Regions from separate parts of the Homo sapiens genome. Here all the other regions are linked to region 5. A link is a loop called in an ENCODE intact Hi-C map of the cell type or tissue named here. Cell type or tissue: HCT116. All regions are shown on one strand.

The links. A loop is a pair of places that touch in the nucleus more often than their neighbours do. Peaks named below come from ENCODE experiments on the same cell type or tissue, not always from the same donor. Only the 100,000 strongest peaks of a DNase experiment are listed, where the experiment ranks them.
Region 1: it touches region 5 in a loop (12-fold over the local background); 16 of 110 quality-filtered maps call a loop at or near these places.
Region 2: a loop joins it to region 5, with 13 times the contacts of the local background. A loop is called at or near these places in 94 of 110 quality-filtered maps.
Region 3: it touches region 5 in a loop (2.7-fold over the local background); 6 of 110 quality-filtered maps call a loop at or near these places.
Region 4: it touches region 5 in a loop (13-fold over the local background); 51 of 110 quality-filtered maps call a loop at or near these places.

Annotation. Positions count from the first base shown.
Region 1 is chr19:1,793,960-1,798,959 of GRCh38, reverse strand. It overlaps ATP8B3 (ATPase phospholipid transporting 8B3), which reads left to right. Exons shown (of 29, transcript NM_138813.4): 15 at 1,955-1,986; 16 at 2,081-2,249; 17 at 2,695-2,883; 18 at 2,973-3,085. Among named protein-coding and RNA genes, the nearest start is that of ATP8B3, 16 kb to the left of the region's middle. RefSeq lists enhancers at 1,726-2,537, 2,836-3,130, 2,538-3,350 and a silencer at 2,836-3,130. In HCT116, CTCF peaks have their summits at 2,745 and 2,946; DNase peaks (open chromatin) are centred at 2,715 and 3,039; H3K4me3 peaks cover 674 bases; H3K27ac peaks cover 1,300 bases.
Region 2 is chr19:1,543,799-1,548,798 of GRCh38, reverse strand. No RefSeq gene overlaps it. Among named protein-coding and RNA genes, the nearest start is that of MEX3D, 22 kb to the left of the region's middle. RefSeq lists a silencer at 1,092-1,292 and a cis regulatory region at 2,252-2,652. In HCT116, a CTCF peak has its summit at 2,428 (motif pointing left); a DNase peak (open chromatin) is centred at 2,498; H3K4me3 peaks cover 697 bases; H3K27ac peaks cover 1,092 bases.
Region 3 is chr19:1,744,868-1,749,867 of GRCh38, reverse strand. No RefSeq gene overlaps it. Among named protein-coding and RNA genes, the nearest start is that of ONECUT3, 6.1 kb to the left of the region's middle. RefSeq lists enhancers at 1,383-1,432, 959-1,477, 1,478-1,997, 1,555-2,754. In HCT116, no CTCF peak of the experiment used is centred here; DNase peaks (open chromatin) are centred at 1,947, 2,847, 3,397 and 3,887; H3K4me3 peaks cover 4,558 bases; H3K27ac peaks cover 4,732 bases.
Region 4 is chr19:1,765,240-1,770,239 of GRCh38, reverse strand. The region is part of intron 1 of ONECUT3 (one cut homeobox 3); the gene reads right to left. It overlaps LOC101928543 (a long non-coding RNA gene), which reads left to right. Exons shown (of 5, transcript XR_007067085.1): 5 at 410-473. Among named protein-coding and RNA genes, the nearest start is that of ONECUT3, 14 kb to the right of the region's middle. RefSeq lists enhancers at 1,928-2,622, 3,917-4,438. In HCT116, CTCF peaks have their summits at 1,572, 1,774 (motif pointing left), 2,414 and 2,619 (motif pointing right); no DNase peak of the experiment used is centred here; H3K27ac peaks cover 1,269 bases.
Region 5 is chr19:1,669,467-1,674,466 of GRCh38, reverse strand. No RefSeq gene overlaps it. Among named protein-coding and RNA genes, the nearest start is that of TCF3, 19 kb to the right of the region's middle. RefSeq lists enhancers at 1,566-2,093, 4,773-5,000 and a silencer at 1,918-2,617. In HCT116, CTCF peaks have their summits at 2,031 and 2,276 (motif pointing right); no DNase peak of the experiment used is centred here; H3K4me3 peaks cover 815 bases; H3K27ac peaks cover 1,974 bases.

The sequences.
Region 1 (5,000 bases), 120 kb before region 5:
TGTTGCCCAGGCTGGTCTTGAACTCCTGGGCTTAAGCGATCCGCCTGCCTCCGCTTTTCAAAGCACTGGAATTACAGATGTGAGCCACCACACCCGGCCACTGCTCTTCTTTTGACTTTCACAAGCCTTTATTTGTGGATGCTGAAATTCGAATTGCTGAGTATTTCTCAGATCACAAAATAAAATAGTTTTGTTTGTTTGTTTGTTTTTTGTTTTTTTTTTGAGACAGAGTCTCGCTCTGTCGCCCAGGCTGGAGTGCAGTGGCGCGATCTCGGCTCACTGCAAGCTCCACTTCCCGGGTTCACGCCATTCTCCTGCCTCAGCCTCCCAAGTAGCTGGGACTACAGGCGCCCGCCACCACGCCCGGCTAATTTTTTGTATTTTTAATAGAGACAGGGTTTCACCGTGTTAGCCAGGATGGTCTCGATCTCCTGACCTCGTGATCTGCCTGCCTCAGCCTCCCAAAGTGCTGGGATTACAGGCGTGAGCCACCGCGCCCGGCCACAAAACAGTATTAGTATTATTCTAGTCATTTTTTTTCCTGACCATTAAAAATCCAAAAACAATTCTTAGCTCGCAGGCCGTACAAAAATTGATGATGTGGTGGGGTGTAGTTTGACAGCCCCGGGTCTAATTTATAACCAGGGCACGTGGTTTGGACTGGGTCATAATTTAGTGTAGTGAGAAGTCCCCAAGAAATGGTTCAAGTTCAGCTATAGAAAAATGGGCCCGAGGTTGAGGCGGGTGGATCACCTGAGGTCAGGAGTTCGAGAGCAGCCTGGCCAACATGACAAAACCCCGTCTCTACTAAAAATACAAAAATTAGCCAGGCATGGTGGCAGGCACCTGTAGTCCCAGCTACTCAGGAGGCTGAGGCAGGAGAACTGCTTGAACCCGGAGGTGGAGGTTGCAGTGAGCCAAGGTCACGCCACTGCACTCCAGCAGCCTGGGTGATAGAGAGAGACTCCATCACACACACACACAAAAGACACCACAAAGGGGTGGCATGCACCTGTTGCCCCAGCAACTTGGAAGGCTGAAGAGGGAAGATGTCTTGAGCCCGGGAGGTTGAGGCTGCAGTGAGCTATGATCGCACCACTGCACTGCAGCCTGGGCCACAGAGTAGGACCCCATTTCTAAGAACAATAAAGCATAAAAAGTGGCTGGGTGCGGTGGCTACGCCTGTAATCCCAGCACTTTGGGAGGCTGAGGCGGGCGGATCACTGGAGGTCAGGAGTTTGAGACCAGCCTGGCCAACATGGTGAAACCCCATCTCTACTAAAAATACAAAAATGAGCCAGGCGTGGTGACATGAGCTTGTAATCCCAGCTACTCGGGAGGCTGAGACAGGAGAGTCACTTGAACCCAGGAGGCTGAGGTTGCAGTGAGCTGAGCTTGTGCCACTGCACTCCAGTCTGGGCGACAGAGCAGGACTCTGTCTCAAAAATAAATAAATAAATAAATAAATAAATAAATAAATAAATAAATAAAAATAAAAAAGAACAAAAACCCCAGGAGGAGGAAACAAAGTGTGTCCCACGGATGGGGCTGCATCCCGCTCCAGGCTGTCCTTTTGGGGTCCCTGGGAGACAGGAAGGGGCCACATCCCGCTCCAGGCTGTCCTTTTGGGGTCCCTAGCCCGCATCCCGCTCCAGGCTGTCCTTTTGGGGTCCCTGGGAGACGGGACGGGGCCGCATCCGGCTCCAGGCTGTCCTTTTGGGGTCCCTGGGAGACAGGATGGGTGTGCTCCCCTCTTCCCCGCTTTCTGCAGGTGGTGGAAACTGAGGTCAGCTTTCGCCCCAAGATTGCTCGGGGTGTCGGTTCCAGGGCCACAGGCCTGGCTTGTGTGGCTGCACCAGTGGCCCCCGGAAGCCTGAAACTAGGGGTCAGGGGCTATGGGATCCCGAATGGGGGGCCTGTGGGAGCTGAAGCAGGAAGCTGTGTCTTTCCCCAGGGCCGGATTCAGAGGCCACGACCCGACCTAAGGTGAGCCTGCCTGGCTTGCAGCGCGGGACGGTGAGGGGGACGGGGCACGGGGAGCGGCCCACCCACAGCCGGCCCGTGCCCCCGCCACCCCCAGGAGAACCCCTACCTCTGGAACAAGTTCGCCGACGGGAAGCTGCTCTTCCACAATGCGGCCCTGCTGCACCTCGTGCGGACCAACGGGGACGAGGCCGTGCGGGAGTTCTGGCGCCTGCTGGCCATCTGCCACACGGTGATGGTGCGGGAGAGCCCCCGTGAGCGCCCAGGTGCGCCCACCCACCTCCCCATCTCTGAGGCCGCTCAGCCCCCGGGGCACGGCAGTGTCCCCAGCCCCGCAGCTCACCCGGCCCATCTTCCAGGGCTTTCAGCTGGCTTGGGGGGCGCTGAGGCCGGTGTGACACCAGCCGCACCTCGAGGGCGTCCGGGCCTGGAGCCCAGACAGTGCTGACAAGCATCGTGGCGGGAGGGCGGACGTGTCATCGTCAGGGCTAAAGGATGTCCAGGCCTGCGGTCGGAGCCCGAGGATCTGTTGTTGAGCGGGAAGGTCGTCTAGTCTCAAGTGCTCACCTCCATGCATTGGGTTGTACAGGCGGGGGTCCCCGGCCACCATCAATAAAGGTGTAGCCCAGGCGATACCCATCTCCTCCCTGCACTGTGGAGATGGAGACGGGCTCCACCACGTGACCCCAAAATGGCCCCCCTCCCTACCAGACCAGCTGTTGTACCAGGCGGCCTCCCCCGACGAGGGGGCGCTGGTCACCGCAGCCCGGAACTTCGGCTACGTGTTCCTGTCCCGCACCCAGGACACCGTCACGATCATGGAGCTGGGGGAGGAACGGGTCTACCAGGTCCTGGCCATAATGGACTTCAACAGCACGCGCAAACGGATGTCGGTGCTGGGTGAGCCCCGCCACCCAAGCCCTGGGCCCCCCAAGGTGGGGCGGGCAGACGGGGAGCCTCTGTGGGCAGCAGGGCCTGTTCCCCCACAGTTCGAAAGCCAGAGGGCGCCATCTGCCTGTACACCAAGGGCGCCGACACGGTCATCTTCGAACGCTTGCACAGGAGGGGGGCAATGGAATTTGCCACAGAGGAGGCCTTGGCTGTGAGTCCCTTCAGGAAGGCTGGCTTATGTGTGTGTGTGTGTGTGTGTGTGTGTGTGTGTGTGTGTGTGTGTGTGTGTGTGTGTGTGTGTAGGGACAGGAGGAGGAGGAGGCAGGGGAGGAGACTGTACGGAGAAATGGAAGGCTGCAGGTACCTGGGATGGCTATGTACAGTGAGGTATGTTGTGCACTGTACAAAACACCCTCCCCCGGCAACACACAAAACACACACACACCGGCTGGGAGGCAGCTGAACTCCCAAGTGTAGCCCCCAGAGAGAGAGCGTCTTTTTCTTTTTCTTGTCTTGTCTTTCTTTTCTTTTCTTTGAGACAGAGTCTTGCTCTGTCGCCCAGGCTGGAGTGCAGTGGCACAGTCTTGGCTCGCTGCAACCTCCGCCTCCCGGGTTCAAGTGATTCTCCTGCCTCAGCCTCCCGAGGAGCTGGAATTACAGGCACACGCCAGTGCACCCAGCTAATTTTAATATTTTTAGTAGAGATGGGTTTTCGCCATGTGGGCCAGGCTGGTCTTGAACTCCTGACCTCAGGTGATCTGCCCCCTTGGCCTCCCAAAGTGCTGGGATTACAGACATGAGCCATCGCGCCCAGCCTGCCTTTTCTTTTTTGAGAGGGAGTCTTGCACTGTTGCCCAGGCTGGAGTGCAATGGTGCAATCTTGAGTCACTGCAACCTCTGCCTCCCAGGCTTAAGCTATCCTCCTGCCTCAGCCTCCTGAGTAGCTGAGACTACAGGCGCCCGCCACCACGCCCGGCCAATTTTGTATTTTTAGTAGAGATGGGGTTTCACCATGTTGCCAGGCTGGTCTCCAACTCGTGACCTCAGGTGATCCACCCGCCTCGCCCTCTCAAAGTGCTGGGATTACAGGCGTAGGCCACCGCGCCCGGCCAAGGGTGTATTTTTCTCATTTGCACAAGACGACCGTGCGGTTGAGCTGGCCCAGCTGCCAGGACACACTCAGCTCCGTCTGCTCCAAAGCTTCCCACTCTGTGGGGGAAGCCCGAACTCCTCGGCCCAGGATTTGAGGCTTTTTCTGTCCCCTGCTGACCTCTCCAGCCTGGTCTCTCTTTGGCCTCACCAAGGGACTCCCTAGGACCCAGTTTCTGGCTTGTGACTTCCCCACTCTCAGGTGCTGCCTTGGCACCTTTGCACATGCTGTTTCCTGTGCTGGGAGGGTCTTCCCTGCACCTTTGTCATTCAGAAGCTTTCGGTGTCCTCATGACTCAGCCACAAGCTCCCCACACATGGGGCCTTTCCTGCCCCACCCCCTGCCAACATGGGGCTGTCATCACCCCAGGCTGCCTCCCCCTGGTCCAGCCCTGACCCTACAGGGCCAGAGGATTCTGCGTCCAGCCTGGGGGCTCCTCACAGGTTCTGCTGGGGCCCCAGCAGCATGGAGCACAGGGCAGCGGGGTGTGTGTGGGAAGATGTCCTGTGTCCCCTGCTCTGCCAGGATGTGGGGGCACTCTGAACTGGAAGTGCGGTCACAATAATGACCTAGAGCCCAGGAGCTCAGCAGGTCAGCTTAGCTCAGCCACCCCAGGGAATGGATGGGTAAATTGAGGCCGGAAGAAGGGTCAAGGCCTGTCGGAGGCTGCCAATGTCCGTGAAGCTCCTCTGCTGTGTCAAGCCCAAGCTCTTGGACCCGTGCCCCATCAACAACAAAAGGGAAATCAGACATGGTGGCGCGTGCCTGTGGTCCCAGCACTTTGGGAGCCTGAGGCAGGAGGATCGCTTGAGTGCAGGAGGTGGAGGCTACAGCAAGCTGTGATCGCACCACTGCACTCCAGCCTGGGCGACAGGGCGAGACCCCTGTCTCTTAATAAACAGGCTGGCGCGATGGCTCACGCCTGTAATCCCAGTGCTTTGGGAGGCGGGCAGATCATTTGAGGTCAGGAGTTCGA
Region 2 (5,000 bases), 130 kb after region 5:
GAAGCTGAATTTTTTATTCTACTAAGCTTGAATTTTATTTATTTATTTATTTATTTATTTATTTGAGACAGGTTATTGCTCTGTCACCCAGGTTGGAGTGCACTGGCTTGATCACGGCTCACTGCAACCTCCACCTCCCGGGGCTAAAGCGATTCTCCTGCCTCAGCCTCCTGAGTAGCTGGGATTACAGGCACCTGCCACCACGCCCGGCTAGTTTTTGTATTTTTAGTAGAGACGGGGTTTTACCATGTTGGCCAGGCTAGTTTCGAACTCCTGACCTCAGGTGATCCACCCACCTCAGCCTCCCAAAGTGCTGGGATCACAGGCGTGAGCCACTGAGACTGGCCTTTTTTTTTTTTTTTTTTTTTTTTTTCTTGAGACAGAGTCTTGCTCTGTCACCCAGGCTGGAGTGCAGTGGCACAGTCTCAGCTCACTGCAACCTCCACCTCTTGGGTTCCAGCGATTCTCCTGCTTCAGCCTCCTGAGTAGCTGGAATTACAGGCATGTGCCACTGTGCCTGGCTAATTTTTTGTGTTTTTAATAGAGACGAGGTCTCACCATGTTTCCCAGACTGGTCTCCAACTCCTGAGCTCAAACGATCCACTTGCCTTGGCCTCCCAAAATGCTGTGATTATAGGTGTGAGCCACCTGGCCTGGCCTTATTTTTTAAGAGTCAGGGTCTTGGGCCGGGTGTGGTGGCTCACGCCTGTAATCCCAGCACTTTGGGAGGCCAAGGCGGGCAGATCACGAGGTCAGGCGATCGAGACCATCCTGGCTAACACGGCGAAACCCCGTCTCTACTAAAAAATTCAAAAAATTAGCCGGGCGTGGTGGCGGGCGCCTGTAGTCCCAGCTACTCGGGAGGCTGAGTCAGGAGACTGGCATGAACCGGGGAGGCGGAGCTTGCAGTGAGCCGAGATCGCCCCACTGCACTCCAGCCTGGGCAACGCCAGGTTCTGGGACCAATGGACACACATCTCACCAAAGACCAACCAGGGAAGAGGAGGCAGGGGTGCCAGCGTGCCCAGAGGCAGTGGGAGGAGAGGAGGGGGGACAGAGGTCCTGAGGAGGTTTGGCTCTGGGTCCCCACCCAAATCTCATCTCGGTTGTAATCTCCATGGTCCCCACGTGTGGAGAGAGGGAGCAGGTGGGAGGTGATTGGATCATGGGGGCGGTTCCCTCGTGCTGCTCTCTGATAGTGAGTGAGATCTCACGAGATCTGATGGTTTTATAAGGCAGTTTTCCCTGCTCTTCCTTCCTCTCTTTTCGCCTGAGTCAGGTAAGACACGCTTGTTTCCCCCTGCACCGTGATTGTAAGTTTGCTGAGGCCTCCCCAGCCATGCAGAACTGTGAGTCCAGGAACCTCCTTTGTTTATAAATTACCCAGCCTTGGCGGGGCGCGGTGGCTCCCGCCTAGAATCCCAGCACTTTCAGAGGCCGAGGTGGGAGGATCAATGAGGCCAGGAGTTCGAGACGGTGAAACCCCATCTCTACTAAAACAAAAAATTAGCTGGGCGTGGTGGCGGGCGCCTGTAGTCCCAGCTACTCGGGAGGCTGAGGCAGGAGAATGGCGTGAACCCGGGAGGCGGAGCTTGCAGTGAGCCGAGATCGCGCCACTGCACTCCAGCCTGGGCGGCAGAGAGAGACTCCGTCTCAAAAATAAAAAGATAAATAAATAAAAATAAAAGAAAAAATAGTTTGCTGAGAATGCACATGTACCCTAGAACTTAGAGTATAATAAATATATATATGATAAAATAAAAAAAATAAAAAACAATACATTACCGAGGCTCAGTAGTATCCTCCTGCCTTGGCCTACTGAAGTGCCGGGATTACAGGTGTGAGCTCCTGCATCAGGCTTCTCAGTGAGAGTTATAAGCCAGAGACCTCCATTCTTGTGGTCCCTGAATTACTGGGCGGCGGTGGGGGTTGGGGAGGACGGTTTGGGGAACACAGACGGGAATTAATTCCATAGGTGTTTATTATAATTGATTGAGCGCCTTATTGCCAAAGCCCACAGTGGGTAGGCTGTCTCGGCTGGGCGTGGTGGCTCACGCCTGTCATCCCAGCGCTTTGGGAGGCCGAGGTAGATGGATCACATGAAGTCCTAAGTTCGAGACCTGCCTAACATGGCGAAGCCGTCTCTACTAAAAATACAAAAATTAGCCGGATGTGGTGGTGCATGTCTGTAATCCTAGCTACTCTGGAGGCTGAGGCAGGAGAGTCGCTTGAACCCAGGAGGTTGAGGTGAGCTGAGATCACGCCATTGCACTCCAGCCTGAGCAACGAGAAACTCTGTCTCCAAAAAAAAGGGGGCCCTCGCTCCTACCCCACTGCCTCCCCGACTCCATCGCGACCCCAACTCCTTCCCCATTTCGACCCCACAGCCGCCAGGCTGGACCAGAACGGCACGTTCTCTGTCGCCACCGTGTGGCCAGCGCCGCACATGACACCCTGCCCCTCCCCGCCCCGACATCGGAGCTCTGAACCCCCGGGAAATTCCCGGGAGATTTGTCCAAAGTGGAGACACAGGTCCCTTCGCTCGTGGCTGCGAGCTTCCCCCGCGCACAAACGGGCGCACCTGTTTCCCCGTTTTCCTGCCGCTGGCCGACCCTCGCCCAGTAGTTCAGCGCTAGTACGCAGTGGGGGCTCATTAAATATTTGCTGATTGGCCGGGCGCAGTGGCTCACACCTGTAATCCCAGCACTTTGGGAGGCCGAGGCGGGCGGATCACCTGAGGTCGGGAGTTCGAGACCAGCCTGGCCAACATGGTGAAACCCCGTCTCTACTAAAAATACAAAAATTAGCCGGGTGTGGTGGCGCACACCTGTAATCCCAGCTATTCGGGAGGCTGAGGTAGGAGACTCGCTTGAACCCGGGAGGTGAAGGTTGCAGTGGGCCGAGATCATGCTACTACACTCCAGCCTGGGCGACAAGAGGGAAGGTCCATCTCAAACAACAACAACAACAACGAAATTGATGATTGCATGGATGACTGGCAGGGGACACAGAAATGTGTTCTTCCTTTATGCAAAACAGATCCAGTCTCGCCCAGTGTTAGGGGCGACAGAGAGATACCTGGACACCCCACACCACCCAGAGAGTTTTACCACTACCCTTTCAAGGGCAGAAAAGACTCCACTTTCTTGGCTTTTTTCTTTTTTTCTCTTTTTATTTTTTGAGACAGAGGCTTGCTCTGTCACCTAGGCTAGAGTGCAGTGGTGCGATCTCAGCTCAGTGCAACCTCTGCCTCACGGGTTCAAGCGATTCTCCTGCCTCAGCCTCCAAAGTAGCTGGGATTACAGGCACCTGCCACCATGGCCGGCTAATTTTTGTATTTTTAGTAGAGACGGGGTTTCACCATGTTGGCCAGGCTGGTCTCGAACTCCTGACCTCAGGTGATCTGCCCGTCTTGACCTCCCAAAGTGCTGGGATTACAGGCGTGAGCCACCGCTCCTGGACCATAATTTTTTTTTTTTTTTTTTTTTTGAGATGGAGTCTCGCTCTGTCACCCAGGCTGGAGTGCAGTGGCGTGATATCGGCTCACTGCAAGCTCCGCCTCCCAGGTTCACGCCATTCTCCTGCCTCAGCCTCCCGAGTAGCTGGGACTACAGGCGCCCGCCACCACGCCCGGCTAGTTTTTGTATTTTTAGTAGAGACAGGGTTTCACCGTGTTAGCCAGGATGGTCTCGAACTCCTGACCTCGTGATTCGCCCGCCTCGGCCTCCCAAAGTGCTGGGGTTACAGGAGTGAGCCACCGCACCCAGCCCTCATAATTTTTTAATTGAAAATTTTATTGAAATAATTGTCAATTCATATGCAGTTGCAAGAGGAGGGAGGATCTCATGAGCACAGGACGACAGGAATTCTTCTAGGTTGCATTGAGCTGTGATCCTGCTACTGCACTCCAGTCTGGGTGACGGAACAAGACCCTGTCTCAGAAAGAAAGGAGGGAAGGGCCGAGTGCTGTGGCTCATGCCTGTAATCCCAGCATTTTGGGAGGCCAAGGCAGGTGGATCACCTGAGGTCAGGAGTGCGAGACCAGGCTGGCCAACATGGGGAACCTCCTCTTTACCAAAAATACAACAACAACAAAAAATTAGCCGGGCGTGGTGGCGGGCACCTGTAGTCCCAGCTACTCGGGAGGCTGAGGCAGGAGACTCGTTTGAACCTGGGAGGCGGTGGTTGCACTGAGCCTAGAACACACCACTGCACTCTCGCCTGGGCAACAGAGTGAGACTCCATCTCAAAACAAAAACAAAACAAAACAAAACAAAACAAAAACGGGTGTGGTGGCTCACGCCTGTAATCACAGCACTTTGAGAGTCCAAGGCAGGTGAATCACGAGGTCAGGAGTTCGACAGCAGCCTGGCCAACATAGTGGAACCCCATCTCTACTAAAAATACAAAAATTAGTCGGGCGTGGTGGTGGGCGCCTGTAATCCCAGCTACTCCGGAGGCTGAGGCAGGAGAATCGCTTGAACCCCAGAGGCTGCAGTGAGCTGAGATCACAAAATTGCACTCCAGCCTGGGGTGCATTAAGGACACTCCATCTCTAAAAAACATATAAGTAAGATTTCACATGGATACAATCCATCAATCTTACTCAGGATTCCTCAGTTTAACTTGTGATCGTGTGTGTGAGTGTGTGAGATGTCTTTAGTCTCCTATAATTTGCTGGCCTGGGTAGATTCGTGTATCCACCATCATGACATGGAGCATTTCCATCACCATCAGGATCTCTTGCTGTTTGTGCACCCTCCCCGCACCCTCATCCCTAACCCTAATTCCATTTCTAAAATGTTACATAAACTTTTTTTGTTCTTTACACAGGGTCTTGCTCTGTTGCCCAGGCTGGACTCCAGTGGTGCAACTACAGCTCACTGCAACCTACATGAACTCCTGGGTTCAAGGCATCCTCCTGCCTCAGTCGCCCAAGCAGCTAGGACTACAGGTGTGCATCATCATCCTTGGCTTATTTATTTATTTATTTATTTATT
Region 3 (5,000 bases), 75 kb before region 5:
CCGGGTGTCGCGACTTTGGGGTTTCGCCCCTGGCGGGCCCGACGTCCCGGATTTCCTGCCCGCAGTTGCGGGGCGCCCGGGCAGCTCTGGCCCGCGGGTGGATGCTCCCGCGGGCTCTTAGGCGACAGCTGTGCCCGATCGATCCCCGCGCCCGCCCGGGCTCCGTTGCCCCCGCCGCGGCGAGCGGCTCCATCGAATCCTCATCGCTCTCGGGCCGCGCCGCCCGCCTCGCGCTCGGCAAACACCGCGCTTGTTTGCGCCGGGGCACCGAGGCTGGGCGGCCGCGGCTGGCCGGGGAGCGGAGGGGTTGGTCCCTGGGGCCCCGCGTCCTCGTCCCCTCCCTCAGCAGCTTGGCCTCCGTCGTCCCAGAGTTCTGGGACACAATTAGAGGAGGGAATTCTATGCCCTCTTCTCGGGGCTCTGTCTGGCAGGCGCGGGAGACGGCCGGGCGCGGGACTTCCGCCGCATCGCCCTGGCCGCGCCTCAGTTTCCCCATCTAGAAAGTAACACGCTGGGGCGGGGGCGTCCGAGGGTGCCCGAGGGGAAGGGTCCGGGCTCAGGCGGGAGGTCAGGCTGCTCTCCTCTCGCGGCCTCCGCCTGCTTTGCCTCCTCTGTGCCCGGCCCGACCGATGCAGGTCAGAGAGCCGGGCTGGGGGTTGAGGCGCAGCCGGAGGGGTCTGGGGACAGGAACGCGCCCCGTCTCGCAGGCCTGGGCCCCTCCTCACTGGACGCCGTTGGAATCGTCTCCCCGCAGCGTGCGCTCAGGAGAAAACCAGTTCGTTTGCTGCAGTTTGCACTGTGGGAAAATGGGGCTTGGCGGCGAGGGGCGCGGGCTGCAGCCCCCGCCGGAGGGTGCGCGGGAGGGGAACGGCCTGGATCAGGGGTTGGGGGCCTGGAGAACGCCCCACTCCAGGGCTCGGCTGACAGCCTGGGGACTGGACGCTGCAGGCCACGGACTTCCCCGACGCAACGAAACCCGCGTTGGGCGCCGCGCTCCGGAGGGGCCCAATCGTCGGCCCAGCGGCGGGGTTCGCGGCCCCCGCAGCTGAGCGGGATCCCGGCGCTGAGTTAAACCACCTGAGCGCCCTCCCTGCCCTGCCAGAAGACAGGCTCCTTTAGCCATTAAACATGTAAATATCTAGATTTAATTCTCTGCGCACTCTTCTGGGATGGAGGCAGCCGGCGGATCCCGGAGCGGGGCTCGGCGGCCCGCGGTGGGTTGGTTTGCGGAGGCGCCGGGCTAGGGGACCCGAGCAAGGCTGCAGCGGGGCTGCCCTCGGGGCGTCTCCAGGGCCGCCGGTTCTGCGGGACCCGAGCTCGCCGGCTTGGACACCTGGGAGTGTCCACTCTGCACCCTGAAAGCCGAGACGAGACGACAGGTGGGTGGGGGGAGCACAGGCCTGGGGGCGCCCACTTCGCAGATGCAGAGACAGAGGTCCTGGTCGGGAGTGAGGACCCCGCCCCGGGAGGGTCCGAGGGGCGTCCCCAGGTGGGTTAGGCTGGGCGCATCTGGCTCTGAGCCTCACCTGGGCCTGGCCTGTTCCGGGCCGGAATGGCGCCTCGATTAAGGCGCGGTTTATCTGGACACGCCCGGGCGCTTTCTGCTGGGTCAGGAAGTGGGGAGAGCACGGCACCTCCTCCCCGCAAGACCGACCAACGCCCACGTCCTTGCCTCTCTCTTTGGGTCTGTCTCGCCTCGTGGACCTCTGGGTGGGGAGGGGGTGTTGGACTGGGGAATGGGGAATGGGGAAAGGGGAAGGGATTCGCACCTCCTTAGGCAGAATCTGCAGACCGGGGATGGGGGAGGGGAACCAGGCCATTCGCTGGATTTAGCAAACTTCTCAGATCACTCCTGCTCCCCTGCCCCCACCACCCTAGAGCTGCGGCCACAGCCTCTGTCCCTCCCGCTGGGGCTCCCATACTTAGGGAGGGGAAAAGTCATCCCCATCCCCCTGAGATCAGAACTGGGGAGGCGGCAGTCCTCCCTTCCTGGAGGAGGAGCCCTGAGGTTGGGTTTTGTAGGATGTGTAGGAGTCCAAGTCAGGTAGGCCAATGGAAGGACGAAAAGACTCCTTGTCATCTGAGGAAGAGGCGGTGGGGCTGGGGAGGCGTCTGGCGTTAGCCCAGTTTCGGGGCCCTCACAGGACTTCATTAGGGAATGTTTGTTGAATGAGTCAATGAGATAAAACTGAATGAAGCTGGGGTGTGTGGGGGGGGGGCATGTGTTCAAAGCCAGGCCTTGAATGCCAGGCTGGGGGTGGTTGGGCCTTCTCTCCCTGGCTGTGAGGCCAAGCAGGGAGGGTCCCGGGCGGCCCTTAGTATAATCCCCCCACCCCACAGGTTAGTACGCACCCAGGGAGGCCATCACAGATGTGGTGGGGTGGAATGACTCACCCCCTCTCCGTGCTGTGCGGTGTGTGTGTGTGTATGTGTGTGTGTGTGTGTGTGTGGCGGGCGGTGGGGGGTGGCGGGCGGTGGGGAGTGGCTGGGGGAGCTTTGTCCCTGGGCCAGCAGGTGAGTCACCTTGCGCTAGAAGAAAGCTTGTTTCTCCCATTGTTCAATCAGCAGCCACCTTCCGGGCTCGCCAGGGGTGGGGTGGCGTCCCCCATTCCCTGGGGGAGGGGTACGTCCTGCAGGTCCCCGCTCTATCTCCTGCCCCATCCCCACTGTACCTGCAGGGAGCTAGGGGCAGGGGTACTCTGAGGAAGCAACTCCAATTATTCCCATTTTTCAGGTGAGGAAACTGAGGCACAGGGAGGTCCTGAGATCTGCCTCAGGCCACCAGCTGGCGAGCTGACCTAGGCCCGAGGGACTGGGCGGCGGGGAGCTGAGTCCCAGCACGCTGAGTCCCAGTGAGTGCGTGCTGTGTGGACACGCTCAGCATCCAATCTGGCTGGCGGTGGAGCCGGTCTCTGGAGAGGGTTGGCCACGCAGAGAGTCTCAGCTGAGCTCCTGAGTAGAAACGCGGATCTCAGTTACAGAGAACGTTCCCTGCGCCAGGGTCCCCCTCCGACCCAGCCCTTCGGGCGATCCCAGGGAGCGCAGGACCCTCTGGACCCGGCAGTTGGGGGAGCTCTTCAGCCTGAGCTGGAGGGGTCCCCCGTTCTGGCCCATGCGCCGGTCAAAGGTGTGGAGGGTATTTGAGGAACCGGCTCCCAGTGTCCACTCCTCACTCCAGCCGCACTGGTTAATCATTTGAGGCAGCGGACAGGGGAAGGGGCCAGCCGCCTCCTGCTCTGGCCATCACCTGCCCACCTCCCAGCTCCAGGCCTGCAGCAAGAGAGCAGGAAGCAGAGCGAGCCCTGTGGGGCCCTGGGCAGGGCATAGAGGGAGTCCCAGAGGGGCCTGTTGGTTGGGAAAGCTCTTGTGGGGTGTCAGAGCAGAGACTTCTCTCTGGGCCTCAGCTTCTCCCACTGGGGAGGAAAACTTGATGCTCTTGAAGGGTGAGGATCCTCCTACCTCGTCCTCCCCCTCCTCCTCCATCCTCCTCCTCCTCTCCCTCCTCCCCATCCTCCCCCTTCCTCCCCCTCCTCCTCCATCTCCCTCCTCCTCTCCCTCCTCCCCCATCCTCCCCCTTCCTCCCCACTCCTCCTCCATTTCCTTCCTCCTCTCCCTCCTCCTCACCCTCCCTCTTCCTCCCCACTCCTCCTCCATCCTCCTCCTCCTCTCCCTCCTCCCCCTTCCTGCCCCTCCTCCCCATCCTTCCCCATTCTTCCCACTCCTCCTCTCCCCTCCCTCCCCATCCTTCCCCCTTCTACTCCCCCTTCTCCCTCCTCCCCATCCTTCCCCATTCTTCCCACTCCTCCTACCCCCTCCTCTACTTTCCTTCCCCCTTCCCCCCTCCTTCCCCCTCCTCCTCTCCCTCTTCCCCCCTCCTCCCATTCCTAGTCTCCCTCCTGGCTCCTCCCTTTCCTTCCTTCTACTCCCCCTTCTCCTTCCAGCCCTCCCCTCCTCCCTTCCAGCCTCCTCTCCCTCCCCCATCCACTCTTCCTTCTTCCTTCTCCCTGCTCCCCTCTCCTCTGCTTCCTCCGTTTCTCCTTCCCCCTCCTCCCCTCCCCTCGGTGCTAACAGCTGTAATTGCTGTTTCTCCCACCTCCCTAACAAGCACGGGACCCTCCGAGCAGAGCCGCCCGCAGTTCCGCTCAGTAATCGCCTCCATGGTAAATCCCCACAATTGGGCTGGGCAGGAGCCGTTGGCTTCGCGCTCTCCCTCCTGCTCGCTTTAAGCAAAACCAAACAAAACGTTTCTGTTATTACTGAACTCCCTGGGCGCCAGGAGGTGAGAGGGTGGCATTTCCCAAGGATGGAATTGGAGGGGGAGCCTCCTCCAGCCCCTCATCACCTCACCTCTGCCTGGAGGTGAGAGTTGGGGGGCTCCGCAGAAAATGGGAAACATTGTCCCCCCACCGTGGCAGGCCCCAGTAGGAGGGTCCCTGGGGGCTGCCAGGCCTGGGGGCAGGGGCTCCCCAGGGGTCATAGCGCCGGCAAGAAGAGAAGGGGATTGGGGAGGGATGGGGTCATCCTGTTGACCCCTTGCTTTTACCGATGAGGAAACAGGCAGATCCAAGGCTCTTACCCCCCAGAGAGGGCGCCTCTCATTCCCTGGAGAAAAACCAAAGAACCACCCGCCCCCAGCTCTCAGAGGGGAATAGAAGATGGAGGTAGGTGCGTGTCCAGCCAGCTCTGCATCTCCAGGGGTGGCGTACCCGGTTCACAAGTGGGAGCCCCGACTCCTGAGGGCTACTGGGTGATCTCCATGCGGCTGCTGGGCAGGGCAGGTGACCTCTGACCCCAGCCCGCCCAGTCCATCCGCCAAGGGTGCCTCATTCCCAAAGCGCCTGCGTGGTGTCCGGGGCTTCTCCCCTTTGGGGTTGAGGGTGGGTTCCAGACTCAAATCCCAGCCCCGCCTTCATTTCCCACATCAGGGACCCTTCTGGAGCCTCAGTTTCCCCATCTGTGGAATGGGGATAAAACACACACAGTGCACCCTTGAGGACATC
Region 4 (5,000 bases), 96 kb before region 5:
TTGTTTGTTTGTAGAAATGTGGTCTCACTATGTTGTCCAGGCTGGTCTCTAACTCCTGGGTTCAAGCAATCCTCTAGCTTCAGCTTCCCAAAGTGCTGGGGTTACAGGCATGAATCACAGTACCCAGCCTCAATCCTTACAATAATTCTACAAGGCAGGGGGTTTTCTCCTTATTTACTCAGAGAATGTGAGCCACCCCTCAGGCTTGCCCAGCCAGTCCCAATAGGGCAGCCCAGAAAACAGAGTCCACTGGCCTAGATGGGGGAGGGAGGTAGGATGCATATCGTCCCTTTCCCACCCCACCTCCCAGGCTCCAATCTGGTGCCTAATGGGGACCCCAGAGGCAGAGGCTGGGGGAGGGGCCGGGCCAGGCAGAGTCTGAAAAAACTTCCCGTTTTGTCGATTGCAGCAAAAAGAGGCTCTGCTGCCCCCCTTCCCGGCGTTCAATCTAATTACAGCTCCTCACAGCCCAGATCGATCCAGTCGGAGCTGTTTACCGCGAGCAGCTTTGTCATTGCTCCCATCCCCCACAGCCGCTGACAGAGGTGTGAGTTGGAGTAGGGGGGCCGCCTGGATGCCCCCTCTGTGCATCCCCTACCCATCACCACCGCCACCTGACCCCCGCCAGCACCCCACCCAACATCAGGTTCACCCCCACACCAATCCTAAAGGCCACCCCTGTGCCAACCCAGAGGCCATGGTGGTTATGGACCCCTTGTGCAGAAGTGAAAACTGAGACTTGGAGAGAAGGACTGATGGGGTTCAGAGTGGGGACGGGGGTGAAGCCCTGGACTTGGCCCTGGTACCAACCACCAGCCTCATGCTGCCAGGGCCCACCATTGCCACCTCTGCCACGCGACCTCCACCAGCCTCCAATGAGGTCTCCACCTCCGTCCTCTCCTCCACCATCACTCCTGCACCACCAATGTCAGTGCTATCCCATCACACCCTCCATATCACCTCCAACTCCAGCACCTCCTCCTCCTCCACCACCTCCAGCACCTCCACCTCCTCCTTCATCACCTCTTCCTTCACCACCTCCACCTCCATCACCTCCACCTCCAGCACCTCTTCCTTCACCACCTCCACCGCCACGACCTCCACCTCCATCTCCATCACCTCCACCTCCAGCATCTCCTCCTCCATCACCTCCACCTCCACTTCCACCACCTCCACCTCCAGCAACTCCACCACCTCCACCGTCACCTCCACCTCCACTTCCACCTCCACCACCTCCACCATCACCTCCACCTCCACTTCCACCTCCATTACCTCCACCTCCAGCACCTCTACCTCTACCTCCTCCACCTTCACCTCCACCACCTCCACCTCCACCACCTCCACCTCCACCACCTCCACCTCTACCTCCGCCACCTCCTCCATCGTCTCCACCTTCCACCCCCATCACCACCTCCATCACCTCCACCTTCCACCTCCCCACACCTCCTCCATGACCTTTCTTTTACTCACCCCCTTCCTCTGTTTTCTTCACCTCCCCCTGATTTCCTTCATTATCCTCATCAACACTGCTGAACCCCATCCTGGGATTCTCCTAGTATGTGGCCAGCACTGCATACTCAGCCCCTGGTTCCATCACCAGCAGCTCCCGACCTGTAGTCGGGGGGATAGAGAGTGGCCCCCAACACAGACCTTGGCCACCAAGCTGGCGGAGGAGTGGGGCGGGGCCAGGCTGTCAAGCTTGCTCTGGGACCCCAGGCGAGTCCCATTCCCTTGGAGGCCTCAGTCCCTTCCTTTGTAAAGACAGTGCGCCCCCTTCAGGCATGTCCCGGTGCAGGCCAGTCCTTCCTGGGCTCCTGAGCTCTTCCAGCCGCTTCCCTCTCCCCATCCACCACCAGCCGCCTCTCTGTCTGGCCTCCCCCGCTGGCCTCACTCACTCAGCTCCTTTGCACGACGGTTCTCTCTGCCTGGTTGCTCTTCCCCAAGTCCCCTCCCGCCCCCCTCAGCTCCTTCTAGTCTCTGCTCAGGTATCTCCTTCCCTGCGAGGCTACCCCAACACCCCTTGTCTAATCCCACAACTCTCCCTGTCACCCCTGCCACACCCCTTCTTTTTACAACAATTCACCTGCTCTGTCCAGGGGCCCCATTGAGTGAGGGTTTGGGTCCTGACAGGATGCCCACTCCATGCAGCCAGCCCTGCACCTCCTCCAGGACCCTGGGGACTGAGGCCCTGATTCCAGGAGCAATCACCCCCGAGAGGCTCTGATCTGAGGACTCCAGGTACACCACCCATCCCATCTCCCCAACGGTTATCAGTCTTTTTGGAATCTAAGGATGAGGAGGATCTGGGGCTGGTTCCTGGGGGTCCCCGGGGCCCTGGGAGGAGATCAGAGATCAACTAGAAGAGACGGAGACCCCATGCCCACATCTGAGCCCATGCACAGGGAGCCCGGCAAACGCAGTCATGGTGGCTTTACTGTAGCATCCAGCCTCCCGCCCCAGGGCACCGTCCTGGGCCTGCGCCGCCGCCCCCAGCATCAACAAGGGTCGTTTTCTTTTCTGGGCAGGTGGGATCAGGAAATCTCTGGGCGGGGAGGTCCCGGGGATGTGGCCGCCCCTTCGCTCAGTTATCCCTGCTGTTCCCGCTGTGTCCAGCAGAGGGCAGCCGTCCCCGCCCCAACCCAGGAAAGGGCGGGGGCTGTAGGCTGTGTCTCATGCGGGGGAAAGGGGGCTGGACTGGGGGGAGACCCTCAAGTTCCGGATGAAGGCGTTTCCTGCAGACCCCTTGGGATTTGGCCCACACACACCAGCTCTATCCCACTTCCTGCCTTTCTAAAAGTTGCTGGGGACAGCCAACCACCCCGGGGCCCAAGAGGGTGGTCTGACCTGCTGCCCTCTTGGGCCCTGCCTGGTGTTGGACCATCTTAGCCTCAGTTTCCCCAACTGTAAGATGGTCTTGATCATGGTTGGGCTGTGGGGAAGGGTCTAGCCAGAAAAGTCCTGAATGAATACGGCAGGGCTAACAAGAGGCTCCCAGCTCCCATCTGGGGGTCCCTGAGAGGAGCTGGGCTCTGGGCGACACTTGCCTTCCAACCACGAAGTTTCCCCCTCCCTCAAGGAAGGCCTTGAGCCTCAGGTTTTCTCTCAGGATCTTCCTGGAGAGGGGAGAAATGGAGAAACTGGGGCCAAGAGTAGAAAGTTGGGTCACTCCAGCCAGAGAACTCCTACACATTCCTCAACGCCCAGGAGCAATGGCCTCTCCCCAGGAAGTCCCTCCCTCCCCCCGCAGCGGAGCCCGGGGCCCCTCCTCTGGGACTCCCAGGGGCCACTGTTCCTCCTTTTAGCCTCGTGGGGCCTGAGATCTTTCTGTGGCCCAGCACAGAGCGGAGGTATAGCAGTGGCTGAGTGAGTGTGCAGTGACTAACATGTTCCTGGGTTGTCCTACACGAGGGTGGTGGAGCATGGGGGGGGGGTCTCAGCCCAGCCTGCAAGACCCTGCTGCGGAAGACCAGTAGCCACTGCCCTGGAGCGCCGGGTGGGACAGTGGGGCTCCCCGAGTGCCCTCAGCAGGAAGCCAGTAGCTGAGTAGGGGCCCTGAATTCAGTCATTGCTGCAACCCAAGCTGGGGCCCACCTGTCAACCCCCATCACCCTCCAAGAGGGGACCATCCCCTCTCCTCCTCCTCACCCCTCCTTTTCCACTCACCCTCCCTCCCTCTCCCCTCTCTGCTCTTTTCTTTTCCTCCCTTTCCTTCCCTCCCTCTCTTTACCTCCCTCCCCTCTTCCCCTTCCTTCCCTCACTTCCCTTCCTTCCCTCTCCCCCTCCTCCTCCTTCTCTCCCCCTTCATCCTCCCCTTCATCCAGAGGCCTTTGGAGGGGCTGGGCTTGTAACAGGGAGGGCTTCAGGATGCAGCATCCGCCTCGCCCCTGAAGGCGGGCCCGTGGGTGCCTCTGCGCGCGCCTGACGTTGGCCGCGTGCGGGCTGAGGGTGCCAGCCTCCGTCCACCATCGGGTGTGCCCGCGTGGGGCTGCCTGAGGCTTCCCAAATGTCCCGGCGGGGTGGAGGGCGAAGTCTGAGCGAGGTGCTGTGGGTGGGTGGGTGGCGCCTGCACGGGCGCTCAACCACGATGGGGGTCGGCAGCCTTGCACATCCAAACCCCACCCAAGTGAGAAGCTAAGAAACCTGTGACCGTTAGGAAAGCTGTTCCAGTTCTGGGCGGGAAAACCGGCATCAGCTTGTGGGGCCTTGGACGGGCGGTGGATGAGGCAACGGATCTTGGTGTGACATCCCTGTGTGGGATGCAGCTGGCTCGCGGTGTGGACGTGAGACGTGAGAGCTGTAGGGTGTGCAGGGTCTTGGGGTGAGTCTGGGTGTCACCCCGCAGAAGCCTGCGGTGTGGGTTACGCATCCATGTCCGCCCAGCCCCAGGGTGGGCTCCTCTCTGCCTCCCCCTGCTCCCCTCACCACTGCAGCCATGGGGACGCGGGTGGGCTCTGCGGGCCGAGTGGCCTTGAACGCGCACCCTGGCCTCTCTGGACATCAGGTTCCTGGTTTATCAAGTGGACGCAGTGACCCAGAGCCCTGTGTCCCCACCGGGCCGCAGTCCCGAGAGTCACGAAGGAATGAACGCCGAAGCACGGACCTGCAACCGACTCATCCATTCACCATTCAGGGAGCAGCTGCTGCGTGAGGCCAGAGAGAGGCAGCTCCAGGAGCTGGCCTCCACTCACAGTCACAGGACAGCGTGAAGCGGCGGCTGCCTGGGACTCTGTTCCCCAATGAGGAGGCCAGCTCCGCTCTGAGTCCAGGAAAGGGGGAGAGAGGACGCCTTTGGGTGGGTACTGGAGGGGAGGCGCGGGCTCCACTGGGCTCTCTGAGGCCTTCGAGTGGATACACTGCTGGCTGGGAGGGAGGATGGACCAGAAGACCAGGCCCAGGCTTCGGGACAGCTGGAGGGAAGGTCCCTGAATCCCAGTGGACGCCAGCAGTGCTGGGGGCGGCACGGCAGGAGAGACACAAGCCAGGGTGGCACCAGGACGGGA
Region 5 (5,000 bases):
GCAGACGACCTTGTGGCCACTGTTGCCAAGGAGATGGCCCTTGGGGGCTGTGTGGGTGGCCAGGGCCAGGGAGTGACAGAGGGACAGAGGGAGGGAGGGATGAAGGAAAGGAGGGAGGGACAGAGGGGAGGGAGAGACAGAGAGGGAGGGAGGGAGGGAGGGAGGCACCAGCAGTGGGTACGGTCCTCACATCAGAGCCTCCTGGGCAGCTGGTTGGCTATGTTGACACAGCCTGGGAACCAGCATTCACCCCTCCCTGGCGGTCTGCCATTGACTAACCGCCATTGGGCTCCTGTCTACAGGCTTGGCTTGGAAATGAGACGCAGCTGCCACCACCCAAGTTCACCCAGGAGGGCTGGGAGCCTGGGAGCTGGCACCTGGTCTGCTCTCCAAGGTAGCTTCTGGTCCATTCACCCCCAGGACTGGGGTAGGTATCCTAGAAGTGGGGCCCATGTTCCAGGGCCCCACAGGATGAATAGGAGTTTGCCAGGTGGAGAGGGAACGGTAAAGAGGAGGGAGGCGGCCCGCTCATCCAGCCCCACCACTGGAGAGGAAGGGGTGAGTGAGTGTCAGGAGGGTCTCTGCTTGGCAGGCTCTGTGACAGGGGAACCTCTGGCTGAGGCCAGCTGGTGACTGCTGGGTTTGTGGGAGCTGAGCATGGATTTCCCATAGCGACGGGAGCTGCTGGGCCCGGCTGAAGGACGGTTAGGCTTCTGACCTGGTTACCGCGTGCCGGCTGGATACCAGAGATCAGGGTGCAGCCGTGGACCCCAGACACGGCCCTGCCTCCTAAGAGCTCTGCATCTCTTGGGGGCACAGGCAGCAGCTGGGGCTGACTGGGGACCGGACCCAGAAGCCACCACAGCAGGAAGAGGGTGCGGGTGCAGGAGGCTGCAGCCACTGAAGTGGGGGAGATCGAGTGGAGAGCTGGGGGTTGGGGCAGACCAGGGAGAGGCTGACTGGGGGCGACCTGGACCCTTTGGCTGCAGGGATCGGCTCACAGGGCCAGGGGGTTTGGGGCAGTGGAGCTGTGGGAGGGCCCTGGGGTATGTGGGGCCTGACTCAGGGGTGTCCTGTAGGACCCAGTCCATAAGGGGCCATTGCACTCAGGGACGCCAGCATGGGCTGTGGCTGTGAGTGCGCCCACATGCACACACACAAACATGCGCAAGCACACCAGAACACGCAAACACACGCGTTTACCAGGACACACATGTGCAGATACAGCAGGCCGCACATGAGAAGGTGTATGTGTGAACCTTCCTGGCACATACGTGCCCATGCGTGCACATGTATAAACGGGACTGACCATGTACAAACACACCTGAGCTCGTGGCAACGAGCGAACATGTCACAGCCTCTGTGTGCACCCACACGGACATGCCAGCACACGCATGCAAACCTGTGTATAGGAGTGAGCACACATGCTAGAATGCACACGAGCATGCGAGAACACGCATAAGCATGCCCCGTATACATCACGTGTGGCACACCTGAATCTACGTGAACACTGTTCATTCAGAAACACACCAACCACACAGGACCACGTGTGCCTCGGGTCAAAATGCCTGAGCCGGCCAGGCGCGGTGGCTCATGCCTGTCATCCCAGCACCTTGGGAGGCCGAGGTGGGCGGATGACAAGGTCAGGAGTTGGGGACCAGCCTGACCAACATGGTGAAACCCTAGCTCTACTAAAAATACAAAAATTAGCTGGGCGTGGTGGCACGTGCCTGTAGTCCCAGCTACTCTGGAGGCTGAGGCAGGAGAATCGTTTGAACCAGGGAGGTGGAGGTTGCCGTGAGCCGAGATCGCGCCACTGCACCCCAGCCTGAGTGACAGAGCGAGACTCCGTCTCAAAAAAATAAAAATAAAATAAAAATTAAAAAAAGCCCGAGCCGCGAGGCACTGGGGTAGCCGCGGATGCACGTGTGAGCGCGCACGTGGGGAGCGCCCGCGGGTTTCTGGGCTGCGGGCGCGCCCTGGTGGACGCCAGACCCGCTGCAGCTCTGTCCCTGGAAGGGGGTCCCAGTCCCACCTCCCTCGGTCTGGGCGTCACGCAGGGGTAAGAAGGGGACGGGACGGGGACAACACCAGAAGACCCAGGGAAGGCAGCCCGCAGGACCCCCATCATCCAGCTCCCTCCATTCTTCCCATGACGCGCCCGAGTTTGGGGGAGTCTGGCGAAGCTCCGTGTCCCCCACCCCTGGCGTCCCGAGCGGGGGCCGCGGCTTTCCTGAGCCCACCTCCCCCAGCGCAGGGTGGGCTCCGTGGGGTGGGGGCCCCGACGCCCGGGGAGGACCCGCGGCCTTGCCCCATTGGCCACCAGGTGGCAGCACGCGCGCCCGACTGAACCCCAGGACCAGCGAGGCCCCCGCGCCCCACCCCATGCACCCCCGGACCACAGGGAGGGGAGGGGTCTGGGGAGGACCCCGGGGGGCCGTGAGCACCAGCCTCGCCGCTCTATGCCTCGGTTTCCCCACCTCCCAGGGAGAGGGAGAATAACTGAACACACAGGCGTGGTGAAGTCACCAGGAGGGCTTCCCTGGGGAGGTGGGGTTGAAGGAAAAGGCACCAATGGTGAAGAAGAGCAGGCCGGGTACGGGACGCGGCAGGTGCAGAGGGCCGGGGGAGGGCGCGGTGGGGGCGAAGGGAACTGAGTCCTGAGCCTGGGCGGGATTGTGGGGTGGGGTTTGGAGGCAAAGGTCCCAGGTTTCCGATCTGAGCGCAGGAGGTGAGGACAAGGGCAGGATTTAGGGTCTACCTAGGACAGAGAATACAAAGGTTTGTTTTGATTTTTTTTTAAAGTGATATTCTTGGCCGGTAAATATTCTTACTATCCTCAGCCTCGATGGGTAAAATCCAAAGGTTTTAAGATACTCGGAACTTGAATTCACAGCTTTCCAAATATGGGATTCTCAGGATGGAGCCAATTGGAGAAAATTCCAGAATCCCAGTTCCCCTGGCCAATGCCAGCGTTGATGCCCAAATGCAAGAGTGGCAAAGACAGGGCGTGATGGCTCACACTTGTAATCCCAGCACTTTAGGTGGCTGAGGCAGAAGGCTCATTTAAGCCCAGGAGTTCGAGACCAGCCTGAGAAACATAGCAAGACCCCTGTCCTACAAAAATGTATTTATTTATTTATTTTTGAGACGGAGTTTCACTCTGTCGCCCAGACTGGAGTGCAGTAGCGATCTTGGCTCACTGCAACCTCTGCTTCCTGGGTTCAAGCGATTCTCCCTGCCTCAGCCTCCCGAGTAGCTGGGATTACACGCACGTGCCACCATGCCCAGCTAATTTTTGTATTTTTAGTAGAGAAGGGGTTCCCCTATGTTGGTCAGGCTGGTCTCCAACTCCTGATCTCAAGTGACCCACCAGCCTCTGCCTCCCGAAGTGCTGGGATTACAGGCGTGAGCCACGGCACCCAAACTCAAAATTTTAAATAATTAGGCTAGTGTGGTGGTACACGCCTGTGGTCCGAGCCACGTGGGAGGTGGGAGGATCACTTGAGCCAGGAGGTGGAGGCTGCAGTGAGCTATGATTGCACCACCGCACTCCAGCTTGGGTAACAGAGCAAGATCCTGCCTCAAAAGAGAAGAAAAAGAGTGGGCCGGGCGCGGTGGCTCATGCCTGTAATCCCAGCATTTTGGGAGGCCGAGGTGGGCGGATCTCCTGAGGTCGGGAGTTCGAGACCAGCCTTGCCAACATGGTGAAACTACTAAAAATACAAAAAGTTAGCCGGGCATGGGCCGGGCGCGGTGGCTCACACCTATAATCCCAGCACTTTGGGAGGCCGAGGCAGGCGGATCGCCTGAGGTCAGGAGTTCGAGACCATCCTGGCTAACAAGGTGAAACTCCGTCTCTACTAAAAAAAAATTCAAAAAATTAGCCAGGCATAGTGGTGGGCGCCTGTAGTCCCAGCTACTCGCAAGGCTGAGGCAGGAGAATGGCGTGAACCCGGGAGGCAGAGCTTGCAGTGAGCTGAGATCGCGCCACTGCACTCCAACCTGGGCGACTGAGCAAAACTCCGTCTCAAAAAACAAACAAACAAAAATTAGCTGGGCATAGTGGCGCACACCTGTAATCCCAGCTACTCGGGAGGCTGAGGCAGGAGAATCACTTGAACCCGGGAGGCGGAGGTTGCAGTGAGCCAAGATTGTGCCACTGCACTCCAGCTTGGGCAACAAGAGCGAAAGAAAGAAAGAAAGAGAGAGAGAGAGAGAGAGAGACGAGGGAGGGAAGGGAGGGAAGGAAGGGAAGGAAAGGAACGAAAGAGAGAGAGAGAGGGGAGGGAGGGAAGGGAGGGAAGGAAGGGAAGGAAGAGAAGGAAAGGAAGGAAAGGAAAGGGGGGGGAAGGGAGGGAAGGAAGGGAAGGAAAGGAAGGAAAGGAAAGAGAGAGAGAGGGGAGGGAGGGAAGGAAGGGAAGAAAAGAAAGAGAGAGAGAGAAGGGGGAGGGAGGGAAGGGAAGGAAGGGAAGGAGAGAGAGAGAGAGAAGCGAGGGAAGGGAGGGAAGGAAGGGAAGGAAGGGAAGGAAAGGAAAGAGAGAGAGAGAGAGGGGAGGGAGGGAAGGAAGGGGAGGAAAGGAAGGAAAGGAAAGGAAAGAGAGAGAGAGAGAGGGGAGGGAGGGAAGGAAAGGAAGGAAAGGAAAGAGAGAGAGAGCGAGAGAGAGAGAGAGGAGAGAGGGGAGGGAGGGAAGGAAAGGAAGGAAAGGAAAGAAAGGAAAGAAAGAGAGAGAGAGAGAGAGGAGAGAGAGGAGAGAGAGGGGAGGGAGGGGAGGGAGGGAAGGAAGGGAAGGAAAGGAAAGAAAGGAAAGAGAGAGAGGGGAGGGAGGGAAGGGAGGGAAGGAAGGGAAGGAAAGAAAGGAAAGAGAGAGCGAGAGAGAGAGAGCGAGAGAGAGAGAGAGAGAGAGAGAGAGAGAGAGAGAGAGAGGAGGGAGGGGAGGGAGGGAAGGGAAGGAAAGAAAGATAGAGTGGCAGAGACTCTGTGATTCCTGTGAGCCCCA